2 separate regions of the Homo sapiens genome follow, and region 2 is linked to region 1. Evidence: chromatin contacts called from ENCODE Hi-C or POLR2A ChIA-PET data. All regions are on one chromosome and are shown on one strand. The core of a region is the stretch at or near the end of the contact, and the rest is flanking DNA. Distances in the headings are between cores, read along the strand shown. Region 1 has its middle 18 kb from the start of SLC20A1-DT. Region 2 has its middle 24 kb from the start of IL1B.

Region 1 (6,259 bases), core at 1,429-3,928:
CTGACCTTGTGATCCAGCCACCTCGGCCTCCCAAAATGCTGGAATTACAGGCGTAAGCCACCATGCTCGGCCTGGTCTTTAAATCTTTATGAATCATAAAGGAATTATTCATTCCCTTATGTATAACCTCAGGATGTTAAATGTTTGTCACTGAGATTTTAAGTGTTGTAGATTCTTGGAACTCAGAGACACTAAATCATCCTTCTGTGCCTGGCTCAGAGCTGAGGATGTAATAGGATTTCGGAATTGAGATCTAATATAAATCTGGTGCAAAATCTGAGTTCAAGTCCCTGGGAGCTTGGGAGCTTCCTTTGCCTCCTTCCTAAAGGGCAATTCCCCTTTTGTAAAACTAGACTAGTCATCGTACCTACCATTTAGGGATGCTGCAAGGGTTAAACTAGAAAAAGTTTAACATGTTACTGGGATTAGTTATTTTTACTACAAAGTGGTAAGATAGAAGTCAAAGGGTACATTTTATTTGCTTGTTTCTGCTTGTGTTCAACTTTAGCGTTTTCCCTGTCCTTGTGAGTTTTATTTGTATTTATTTTTGAGATGTGAAATATTAAAATGATTTTAAAAGTCAGTTCAGAACAAAAAGAGGATCGGGTGCGGTAGCTCACACCTGTAATCCCAGCACTTTGGGAGATGGAGGCAGGAGGATAGCTGGAGCCCAGGAGTTCAAGACCAGCTGGGCAACATAAGGAACCCACATCTCTGCTAAAAATAAAATAAAATAAACAAAAAGAGATATTCCTAGAAGTCTCATTCCCCCTCATTCCCTTTATTTCCATCCTGTTCCTACCATGCCCTGCAGGTAGCTAATCTCATCCATCTCTGTTTTTTTCTTTTTCTGTTTCTTTTTCCTTGAACAAATAGGTAAATGTGGCCGGCCTGGTGGCTCACGCCTGTAATCCCAGCATTTTGGGAGGCCAAGGCAGGTGGATCACGAGGTCAGGAGATCAAGACCATCCTGGCTAACACAGTGAAACCCCTCTCCACTAAAAATACAAAAAATTAGCCGGGCATGGTGGCGGGCACCTATAGTCCCAGCTACTCGGGAGGCTGAGTCAGGAGAATGGCATGAACCCGGGAAGCGGAGCTTGAAGTGAGCCGAGATCACACCATGGCACTCCAGCCTGGGCAATAGAGCGAGACTCCGTCTCAAAAAAAAAAAAAAAAAAAAAAAAACTAAATGTTCTGTTTCCTCCTCTCAAAGGTATACTTGAGACAATGTCCTTTCGAGACCAGTTTTTCAGGACTCTGGCCATCTTTTGCACATGTTGGTTGGGAGGTTGGGAGGTGCTAGGCGGGCAGGAGCTCTGTGACAGTGGCCTTAGTTGTGTCCTAATCCTCCCCTCATTCTTCACATGACTAGCTATATCATAAATACTTACCCCAGGTCCCAAAGGTGTCTCTATGATTGGTAATGGGGCCACAACCCAGTTCCTGCTACCCAGGAGACTGAGGTTCAGGTTTCCTGCCCTAGTGAAGCATCCCCATCAAGCTCAGCATGGCCTGCTGATTCTCCTGGAGATGGAGGCAATTCAGGTACAAGCCTGGATTTCTGAAGAACCACTCTTGGTGCTTGCAGAGCCACGACAAGTACCAGCCACACTCCTGCAACCTTCACACCTTATGAGAAAACAGCACTTTATGCTTCTAATCTATCTATCTATCCATCCATCCATCTATCTATCTATCTATCTATCTATCTATCTATCTATCTATCTATCTATCTATCTATTTTTTTTAAATGAGATCTGAAGAATCAAGGCCAAAAGACCCCTGGGTGTTTCTCTGTAGGACCTCTTTTTAAGGAGGGAAAAACCTGAGTAAATTAAAGTTCGCAGCCCTAGGGCGGTGGCCCAAGGCAGTGGAGGCCCACCGCTGGAGGTATTCATTGGAAAAAGCAGTGGGAGTGGAGAATTCTGTCTCGGAGTAAGCTGTCCACAAGTCTGCTCGGAGGCTGTGACTCACTCTGAGGAAAAGGAGTGCCCTGTATTCTGGAGGAGGCTGCTTTCTCCAAACAGGAGATCTGTGGCCAAGGAAGGAAATGAAGCAATCCAAGACTGATCAGCAGCCGTGGGGCAGGCAGAGCTAGACGTCCACACCACCCCCAACTCTTTGTGCTTAATATTTGCCCTGTGCCCCCAAGGAATAAACAGCACTACAGAACTGGATTCTGGTGAGAAGGGAATCAGGCCCTATCTTGGGCCCTCTCTGGACCTTTGTTTGCCCATCTCGAAGGTTAAGGGGTGAACTGGACAGGGAGGAAACTGGCAGCCAACTCATGTCCCAACTCAGCCTGTGGCTGCATTTTATCTTACTCACAGTTAGAAAAACAATTCAATTTAGGTGCCTTTGCACAAGGCTCTTTTCTCCAGTTCGGCATAGCCACTACCATTTCCTGCCATCTTACCCTAAGTCAGCTTCACAAATTCAGGCTCCCTGCCTGCCCTTTGAAGTTATTTGAAATGGCAACTCCAGCACTAGCAGCAACCAAGTCCCTTCCAGCTCTGGGGTCCCTCCCGAGGATTCTATGCCTCGGAGAAACAGGGAGTAGAAGCAGGGTGAGCAGGCTGCTCTGGAATGAGAAGGAGATGATCCTTAGTCTCAGGATGCTACAGAGGGTGAGTGTGGCAGCATGCCAGGGCCGAGCATCTGCCAGGCAGCACCATCACGGCTTAGGGAGAACTCAAAAACAGCCTTTTTTTACAGCCTCCTGGTGCATCCTGTTTCTCTGGTGCTGCTGCCACCAGCAAGTGGGCACCATGCCCACCCTGCAGTGGGCAGTGAGGGGGCTAGGTGCCCATCTGTCCCGTCTCCTAAGCAGGTGCTGGGAAGATGGCGCCTGAGCTCAGGCTGCCCTCTGCTGGGTGAGCATAGAAGCTGCTGTGGGGTCTGAGACCACAGAAAATCCCACAGGGGAAGGAGGCACCCCCTCTCAGATTCTCCACATTCGTGAGGTGGGAATGGCTTGATTGTGGGCTGCTGCATCCCTGCCGCCTTCCAAAGAAGACTCAGTCTCTAGGAAGGTAGTCTCAGGTCCTGTAAGTCTGCATTTAATTAAAATCCCTTTCTTTTTTCTTTTTTGTTTTGAGACAGAATCTCGCTCTGTCACCCAGGCTGGAGTGCAGTGGTGCAATTTCAGCTCACTGCAACTTCCGCCTCCTGGGTTCAAGTGATTCTCCTGCCTCAGCCTCCGGAGTAGCTGGGACTACAGGCACCAGCCACCATGCCCAGCTAATTTTTGTGTTTTTCCTAGAGACAGGGTTTTACTACGTTGGCCAGGCTGGTTTTGAACTCCTGACCTCAGGCGATCTGCCAATATCAGCCTCCCAAAGTGCTGGGATTATAGGCATGAGCCACCGTGCCTGGCCCCAAAATCCCTTTTCTGACATAGGGCCTAGCACGACGATGTGCTCAGTGAATATATATTGAATAAATAACTAGGCCAGCGGTTACCTACGGTAGAAACTGCTTCTGTCTTGTTTGGAAGGGCAACTTTATTGTTTTTCTTCCTCAACTTCCTCTAACAGACGCTAACCCCTAATGTCTACTCGGGGTCCTGCCTGGCTCTCCCAATTCCAAGCTGGTGCTCTGGCCTGGGCATCTTCCTCCAGGCTCCCCGGGGCATGGCTTCTCCTAGTTCCTCAGCCCCAACCCAGGTTCCTGCTGAGATGAGCACAAATCCCCCTTTTCTCTCATCATTTCCTTCTGCCTTCCCTTTGAACACCTGGATTCTTGTTCCACCTTGAGCTCACTGGACTTAGAGATATTCTCTCCTTCCTGAGGCAGCCACAGGGTGTTTCTAGCCCACTTCACTATTAACTGTTGTTACTTGACACATGGGCACGTGTCCATGGGGTGGGGTGGGCAGCAGGAAGGGCTGGGAACTTCTGGTTTCTAGGAGGGAACTCTGGGGCCCCCCTAGGGTTGTCCTGGGATAGGACCAGGCCCAGTTTGGGGCTGGGGTAGGGCTGCATGAGACTGAGCTGAATGCCCCATCAAAGATGAACGTTTCTTCAAGCATATTTCAGGCGTTCTCACTTAGCTCTACACAATGATCTCACCAGATTTGGGGAGGGGGAATGGGGCTCCCTCAGGTTTTTCCTATTATACCTATTTCTCTTCCAATTTATATTTCCTAATCAACAATAGAGATCTGTTTTTGATTAGCTAGATGAGATACATAGGAAAAATTCGGCTGGGCGCTGTGGCTCACACCTGTAATCCCAGCACTTTGGGAGGCTGAGTCGGGTGGATCACAAGGTCAAGAGTTCAAGACCAGCCTGGCCAACATGGCCAACATGGTGAAACCCTCCCCCACTCCCGCCCTGTCCCTACTAAAAATACAAAAATGAGCCGGGCATGGTGATGCATGCCTGTAATCTCAGCTACTCGGGAGGCTGAGACAGGAGAATTGCTTGAACCCCGGAGGCAGAGGTTGCAGTGAGCCAAGATTGCGCCAGTGCACTCCAGCCTGGGTGACACAGCAAGACTCCATCTCAAAAAAAAAAAAAAAAAAAGGAAAAATTCAAAGAGCTATAGAGTCAGTAAAAAGTTTTAGTTGCCCCACCCATTCCTCCATTTCCCTTGCCCAGAGACAGTCTGCTGCCATTTTCTTGTGGATCCTTCTAGAAACAGTATCATGAACATAGTTATATGTATATAGGCATGCATTCAGTCAGTATTTGAACACCTGCTATGATTCAGTTACTGTTCTTCTATAAAACATATAAAAATCCTTGTTCTAGAGAACCTATATTCTAACAGGAGGCAAGGAGTCAGAGAATAAATGAGGTAAATCAAATATATGACATGTTAGATGTTGATACATGCAATGGAAAAAACTTACACAGGGTAGGTGAGTTGGGGTGTGGTCCCGAGTGCCTTTCCCCTGGGCTGCCTCTCCTCACCCTGAGAAACCTGGGGCCACACAGCTGGTGCAGCTCTCAATTCTGGTTTCTCACACGCAGGAACCCCACCCTGCCCTGGTGAGTCACGCCTTCACTTGGCTTCCTGATGTTGGAGGGCAGGCCTCCCTTACTGCCTCAAGGCTGTTCATCATCTTCAGCTTATATCCTGGGTCAACGTTGATGACTACTTTGCTGGCTTTAATTAAGTGGTCTATGGGCCAGGAGAATAAGGATCAACATCATCTGGGGACTTGTCAGAAATGCAAATTCTCAGGCCCCACCCCAATACTACTGGATCAGAAACTCTAGGTTGGGGTCCAGCAATCTGCGTGGTTTTTGTTTTAGTTGATGTTATTGTTTTAGAGACAGGGTCTTGCTAGGCCGCCCAGGCTGGAGTGCAGTGGCTATTCACAGGCACAATCATAGCATGCTGTAGCCTCAAACTCCAGGGCTCAAAAGATCCTTCTGCCTCAGCCTCCCAAGTAGCTAGGACTACAGGCGCACCCTACTGCGCCCAGCTGAGCAATCTGTGTTTTAAAAAGCCTTCCGGATAGCTCTGATGCATGATAAAGCTTTTATGAACCTCTGCTCTGCGGAAATGCCTTACCATCTCACATGCCTACCAGCTATGGTCATAAGCACACATTTTATATAATCGTACCAAGTTTTGAAAAATCTTTTCCAAGTTAAATCCTAGACAGGTGTACAAATTATATGTTAAGAAGTAACAGATAAATCTTACAGCCCAATTATTTGAAAATAAGAATCAAGTCATTTGAGTCTGGGCCTTCGAAATTTGACATGTAAGAATATTCATAGAAAATTGACTTAGTCCTAAATTCTTATCCCTAAATCCTGTTTTGTTTTGTTTTTTAATTTTTTTTTAAATTTTTTTTGGTTTTTTTTTTTTGAGTCAGAGTCTCGCTCTGTCGCCCAGGCTGGAGTGCAATGGCACAATCTCAGCTCACTGCAACCTCTGCCTCCCGGGTTCAAGCAATTCTCCTCGCACCTCAGCCTTTTGAGTAGCTGGGATTACAGGCGCCCGCCATCATGCCCGGCTAATTTTTGCATTTTTAGTAGAGATAGAGTTTCACCATATTGGCCAGGCTGGTCTCGAACTCCTGACCTCATGATCTGCCCACCTAGGCCTCCCCAAGTGCTGGGATTACAGGTGTGAACCACTGCACCCAGCCCCAAATCCTGTTATCTAAAAGATGACAAAATTTGAGCCTAGGCAACATATCAAGACCCCATCTCTACAAATTTTTTTTAAGAAATAGCCAGGTGGCTGGGCGTGGTGCCTCACCCTGTAATCCCAGTACTTTGGGAGGCAAAGGTGG
Region 2 (6,259 bases), core at 2,435-4,934, 190 kb before region 1:
TTTTTTGAGATGGAGTCTCACTGTTGCCCATGCTGGAGTACAGTAGTGTGATCTCGGCTCACTGCAACCTCCGCCTCCTAGGTTCAAGTGATTTTCCTACTTCAGCCTCCCAAGTAGCTGCGATTACAGGTGTGTGCCACCACACCCGGCTAATTTTTGTATTTTTGGTAGAGACGGGGTTTCACCATGTTAACCAAGATGGTCTCGAACTCCTGACCTCAGGTGACCCACCTGCCTCAGACTCCCAAAGTGTTGGGATTACAGGGGTGAGCCACTAAGCCCAGCCATTGTACATATTTTGTGGGTATTTACTAAAACATTATTCAAAATAGTAAAAAAAAATTGAAATAAACTGGGGACTGGTTAAATAATTTTGGGTACAACCACATGATGGAATACTATACAGCCATTAAAAATTACATTGAGGCCAGGTGTGGTGGCTCATGCTTGTAATCTTAGCACTTTGGGAGGCCAAAGTGGGAGGATTGCTTGGACCCAGGAGCTCAAGACCAGCTTGGGCAATGTGGCAAAACCCTGTCTCTAAAAAAAAAATACAAAAAAAATTAAAAAGCTGGGTGTGGAGGCACACACCTCTAGTCCCAGCTACTCAGAGGGCTAAGGTGGGAAGATCACTTGAGCCGGGGAGGTCAAGGCTGCAGTGACCCAAGATCGGGTCATTGCACTCCAGCCTGGGCAACAAAGCAAGACCCTGTCTCAAAAAAAAAAAAAATACATTGAAGAATATCTTACGGTATGGATAAATATTCATTTTACAGTGATAGATGCAAATAAAAGCAAATTACAAAATATACAGTTTAATTCCAACTTTGATACTACATATGTATATATGAATACATGCATATGTTATGTATGTATATGTAAATATAACAATATATGTTCTATATATGGATATTATATATTTACACATACATACACACATATATAATATCTTCTCTAGAGAGCAGAAAGAGAGTAGACAGATAATGAAGATAGGATACAACTCCAGTCCAGCTCAACCTAGGGGACTTGTTTTAAAGCCTCAGGAGAGAGAAGTTGGGACTAGAAAGCAAGGCAGCTATTTGTAAGCATCTTTGTGTTTCATGCTATTGGGGTGGGAAACAACAGCACAACTTTTGAAAGCCCCTTTCTACTCACCCCACAAACTGCAGAGCAGCTTTAGGACCCTCAGAGTTCAAGAAGACCATTTGCAGAGTAGAAGAAGTAAAAACATGTATGAACTTGACCCTGAGCTCATGGACTGTGCCATGAGGGAAATTCCTAAAACAGCAGGAGAGGCCCTGGAGGAAGGCAGAGGCCCTGCATCAGCAAGTCCAGGCAAAAGCCTGCATTCCATAGATGCTCATCTCTCTGGCTGGTGAGGTCTAAAGACGTTTGGTCTCAATATTAAGTCTCGTGAGAGAGGTCACAAACCCAGTCCCTTGGCCACAAAAGGAAATAAATTCTGGCTTGAGACATTAGGGAGGAACAGGGCAAGGGGAGGTTCAAGAAAGTTTTAATGGATGAGATGATATTTAAGCAAGGCCCTGGAAAATGAGAATTTCAACCAATAGCCATATGGTAGGTCAGAAAGCAAAGATAAGGAGGGGGCAAGTGCAAGGGGCAACATCAGATATGACCAGGGTGTCGTGGGGCATGGCTGATGGAGAAGAAGATTAGACTGGAGTTTGGGAATGCCACAGTATCGAGGTTGGATTTAATCCTATGGGTAATAAAGCCAACTGTTCAACCCCCAACCCACTTGCAATATGGCTCCAAAATAGCAGGTGTTTGATAAAATGACTACTTTTACTCTACTATTCCCTCCCTCTTAAGAAGAAAAAGAAAGTGGAGGCTCAGAGAAAGGCAGTGGCTTGTCCCAATCACACTATGATTTGGCCACAAAACAAGAACGAAATGTTACACCCAAAAATGCTGCCTCCACCTCCCTTCCTTGCTTTCCTCCCTGCTGGACTACAGACTATCTCAAGAGTGACGTACACCATCAGGGCTTCAGCTTTTCCCCGAAACAATGCCAAAATATTAGCCATACGTCACTGTAGTAAGAGCCCTGAATCGGGAATCCCAGCTTTGACGCAGACATGCTGATTGACTCTGTGACCATTCTCTTCACTTCTCCACTCTATTCTTCCCCACCTGTAAAGTGAGGTCCTTTCCAGTTATAAAAACAGATGATGCTATTGTCCTGTTTTGTATCTAATCTTGCTGTGTTATAAAAAAAATAAGGCTCTGTACATTCATCTTGGCCAATTCCCTTCTTATCTCTACTTCCCACAGCCCCTTTTTGTACAGAAAACCAGCATTGTTCTTCTGGATCCATCTCTTAAGAAAGCGCTTTGCCTCCCCGGTTATTTAGGTGATAAGAAGTGTCCTAGATGACAGCCCTGGAATGGGCTGGAGGCAACAAAAAAGCAAGTGAAATAGACAGTTACAGCGACGACAATAATAACAACCAACACCTCTCACTAAAGAGAAAGAAATAAAAAAGAAAATTAAAATCTGCCGCAATGCCCACACAGTCATTGAATAGCTGCATGTGTACAGCACTTGGTTACTTTTACATACTTCATATTTTAGCCTTCAGAGCAGCTCACAGGGGTGGATTTAATTTTTAGTCCAGCTCCTGGCACGGTGCCTGGCACAAGTTTAATAAATGTTCTGTGAATAAATGACCCTCTTTTTAGATGAGGAAATCGAGGCTCAAGGAGAACAAGCAATGTAATGTCCCCCTCCTGTTCAGCCATCTGCCTTTCACGCCACTGAATGCAGTAGTCCTCCGTGCCCTGAACTTGACCCTCTTCTGCTTTTCGGACTGGTCCTTCTAATCCCGTTGTGACTCACTACACCACCTCTCCTGCATATGACGTCTACATTTTAAAACAAACCGTATGGAAATAACACATTAGTCGGCTTGCTCCCCCACCCCCGCAAAAAAAAAGGCCTCTTTATAACAGAAACTTCTCAGGCTGGTAGGGGAATTTTATTCCCCCATTTATGGTAGAAAGGCCCTAACCTTGGACCTCACGCCATAGCTATTCACATGGGGGAATGATGAATAACATGGGAAGCAGCATGTAACTCTCCTGGGCCCTAGTACAGACGAGTTACTCCCAGGCCGTCCTTTAACCATCAACCCCCTCCACAGAAAATGAGCTTTGGAATGTCTGCCCCAAATTGGGGTAGGGCTCCCCAGAACCATGGACATTCCTCATCTACTCCTTGGAAGTGGCAGGTCGGGTTTAGCACACAGTCTATAGAAAGTCTACACACATGGCAGTCATCTCTATCTATTGTGACAAATGGCTGGAACTCAAGCATACAATATACCCACTGGTTCTTCTTTTTTGACAGTGACATCAGGAACATTTGCATCTTCCATCCCAGGGAAAGGTAAAGAGAGTCAGGCCTTTAAACACAAAATTGATGGAGGCTCAGGTCTAATGAATTATTTCACTCATAGCTATTTTATTTTTCCTGCCAATAAAAATACTTAGAGACTGAGTTGGCAAATGAGAGCCTGAGACACGTGCGGGGAAATTCTGGTTCTGCTGCTGCTACTGCTACTGCTACTGCTACTGCTACTGCTACTGCTACTGCTACTGACTAATCACTCGGAATTCACTTTGTCTCCACCAGAACTCTGCCCCTACTTCCTTGGGAATTCCCCAGCACAGGAAGTTTGCAATTGCTTGATACCTTGCTGTTTCTAAGACCGGAAATGGAATATTTGTGGAACTTCCTTTGCCAGAGGAAATGGTGACCTTTAAACTTTCATTGAAAGAGAAGGAAGTGGGTGCGATACTACGGTTCCCTCTGTCAGTACTGTCTAGCAAGGCTAAGAATGATCCTTGGAGTGACCTCAGCAGAGTCCCTGAGAGACAGCTGGGCAGTAGCTCTACGGGTGTCCTGGGCCTAAGCCCCATCTGCCCTCCTCCCAACCCACCTTCCACTCTCAAGAGGCCTTGGATTCTATTTTCTAAGACCAGGAATGAAAAAGACTCAACAAGAACCTCACAGTCCCTACCTGAGCCTGCTTCCCAAGCCTGTCCTAGGGCTGTCCTTCCAACCCCCAGCCCATCAGCCTTGTGGCCTCCCTGTGTGTGGAAGGCACTTTCTTCCTGGCCACCAAAAACAGGTCCTCCCCGGACTTCAGGCTGCTCCTCATCAGCTGATGCCCTCCAGGTTCACACCTCCCAAAGTTCTCTTCCTGGCTCCAGGCCCTGGAATCCCCGTATTCAGCAATTCATCTTTGACTCCCTTCCTCTTTCCCCTCCCTTCTCTTCCCTGCCAGGAAGGCCCATTCCTGAGTGATGCCAGACATATCCCCATTTACCTCCACACCATCCTGCATTGAGTGGGAGCATCTCTTTTATCTCTGCAAGACCTCTCCATTACCCACGGGCTGGCAAGCTCTCCTCCTAAGAAGTTTCCCAAAGCAGATGCTTTATAGAAGCAGGAAAGGAGAAAAGGAAGAAGAAAGGGAGGGGAAGCTACTTTTTTACTGAATGCCACATGTAAACAATATATTGGGTCATCTGAACTTACCGAAGTACAAACCAGAAATGGCATTATTTTTTTCCAGTAACTGCCTTCAAACGTACTCTATCAGACCCCCCTGACATCTCAGGTCACTGCAGAACTTTCTGTTAAATAACTTGCATATATGAACAGTCTCAGAGGCCAAAAAAAAAAATAACAGCTATGCACTCTTGCACCTAATTCTGTACTTTTCGCCAAACGCCATTAAAATATTATAACATTAAAGGGATATTTAAATTCACGAATCCACAAGGATGGGGAAAACAAATGAGAAGACAGCAAGAGTGAGGGAGAAGGGGATACATTTCTTTGATCAATCAGGCAATTCCCTGGCATTCACATCACCGAGTTCATATTTGCAGTAGCAATTCAAGAGTTCTGAGCCTCACACAGGAGTATCTTTAAGAAAAAAAGAAAAAAATTTTTGGAAGGCTGGAAAGCAGTTGGGCAAATGGTAGCTGATCCTAAGGACCAATCGACATCTAGTACCTTTGGGAGTGGGATCACAGAGATGGTAAAATAAAAAAAGATTGCATGAAAGCTGGTTAAGAAATAGAAACACTTGGGCCGGGCACGGTGGCTCACGCCTGTAATCCCAGCACTTAGGGAGGCCGAAGCGGGCAGATCACGAGGTCAGGAGATCGAGACCATCCTGGCTAACATGGTGAAACCCCGTCTCTACCAAAAATACAAAAAAAATTAGCCAGGTGTGGTGGCGGGCGCCTGTAGTCCCAGCTACTCAGGAGGCTGAGGCAGGAGAATTGCTTGAACCCGGGAGGTGGAGCTTGCGGTGAGCCGAGATCGCACCACTGCACTCCAGCCTGGGCAACAGACAGAGCGAGACTCCGTCTCAAAAAAAAAAAAAAAAGAAAAAAGAAAGAAAGAAATAGAAACACTCCCCCACTCCGCAAAAAAATACATTCTGTATGTTTCCATTTATACAAAACTCTAGAAAATGTAAACTAGGCCAGGAGTCATGACTCATGCCTGTAATCCCAACAATTTGGGAGGCCAAGGAGGGAGGGCTGCTTGAGGCGAGGAGTTCGAGACCAGCCTGAGAAACATAACAAGACCCCATTTTTATTTAAAAAATTTTTTAAGCCAGTTGTGGTGGTGTACCCCTGTAGTCCCAGGTACTCAGGAGGCTGAAGTGGGAGGACCACTTGAAACTAGGAGTTCAAGGCTGCAATGAGCTATGATCGCACCACTGCACTCCATCCTGGGCAACAGAGTGAGACCTTGTCTCAAAAAAAAAAAAAACCCACAAAATGTAAACTAATCTATAGTGACAGAAAACAGGTGGTTGTTTGCTTGGCAATGAAGGAAGGGAGGAGAAGGAATTAAGAAGAAGCTTGAGGTAACTTAGGAGGTATATTAGTTCCTTGTCACACTGCTATAAAGAGCCACCTGAGACTGGGTAATTTATGAAGAAAAGAGATTTAACTGACTCACAGTTCTGCAAGCTGTACAGGAGGCATGGTTAGGGAGGACTCAGGAAACACATCATGGCAGAAGGGCAAAGAAGAGGCAAGCACATCCTCACATGGCAGCAGGAAAGAGAGTGAGTGAAGGGGAGCTCATGAGAGCTCATTCACTATCTCAAGAACAGCAAGGGGGAAGTGCACCCCCACAATTCAATCACCTCCCACAAAGCCCCTCCCCCAGCATTGGGGATTACAATTCAACATGAGACTTAGGTGGG

What was found. Hi-C counts contacts between places; a loop is a spot of excess contacts on that map. ChIA-PET counts read pairs that join two places held with the same protein, here RNA polymerase II (POLR2A). Pooled maps may share reads with other maps.
Region 2: a map of endothelial cell of umbilical vein shows a loop between it and region 1 (12-fold over the local background). The contact joins two enhancer-like sites. A Hi-C loop is called at or near these places in 1 of 168 maps with a recorded cell type or tissue (endothelial cell of umbilical vein) and 6 of 50 pooled maps. POLR2A ChIA-PET finds 5 or more read pairs at or near these places in 2 of 52 experiments (both WTC11).

The regions. Positions count from the first base shown.
Region 1 is chr2:112,623,315-112,629,573 of GRCh38, reverse strand. No RefSeq gene overlaps it. Among named protein-coding and RNA genes, the nearest start is that of SLC20A1-DT, 18 kb to the left of the region's middle. RefSeq lists an enhancer at 4,955-5,094. Within about 2 kb of position 2,678, at least 30 of the 41 ENCODE cell types and tissues checked have a DNase peak (open chromatin) inside an H3K27ac peak, as active enhancers do; they include endothelial cell of umbilical vein, where a contact is called at or near this core.
Region 2 is chr2:112,809,541-112,815,799 of GRCh38, reverse strand. No RefSeq gene overlaps it. Among named protein-coding and RNA genes, the nearest start is that of IL1B, 24 kb to the left of the region's middle. RefSeq lists an enhancer at 2,988-4,187. Within about 2 kb of position 3,684, at least 11 of the 41 ENCODE cell types and tissues checked have a DNase peak (open chromatin) inside an H3K27ac peak, as active enhancers do; they include endothelial cell of umbilical vein, where a contact is called at or near this core.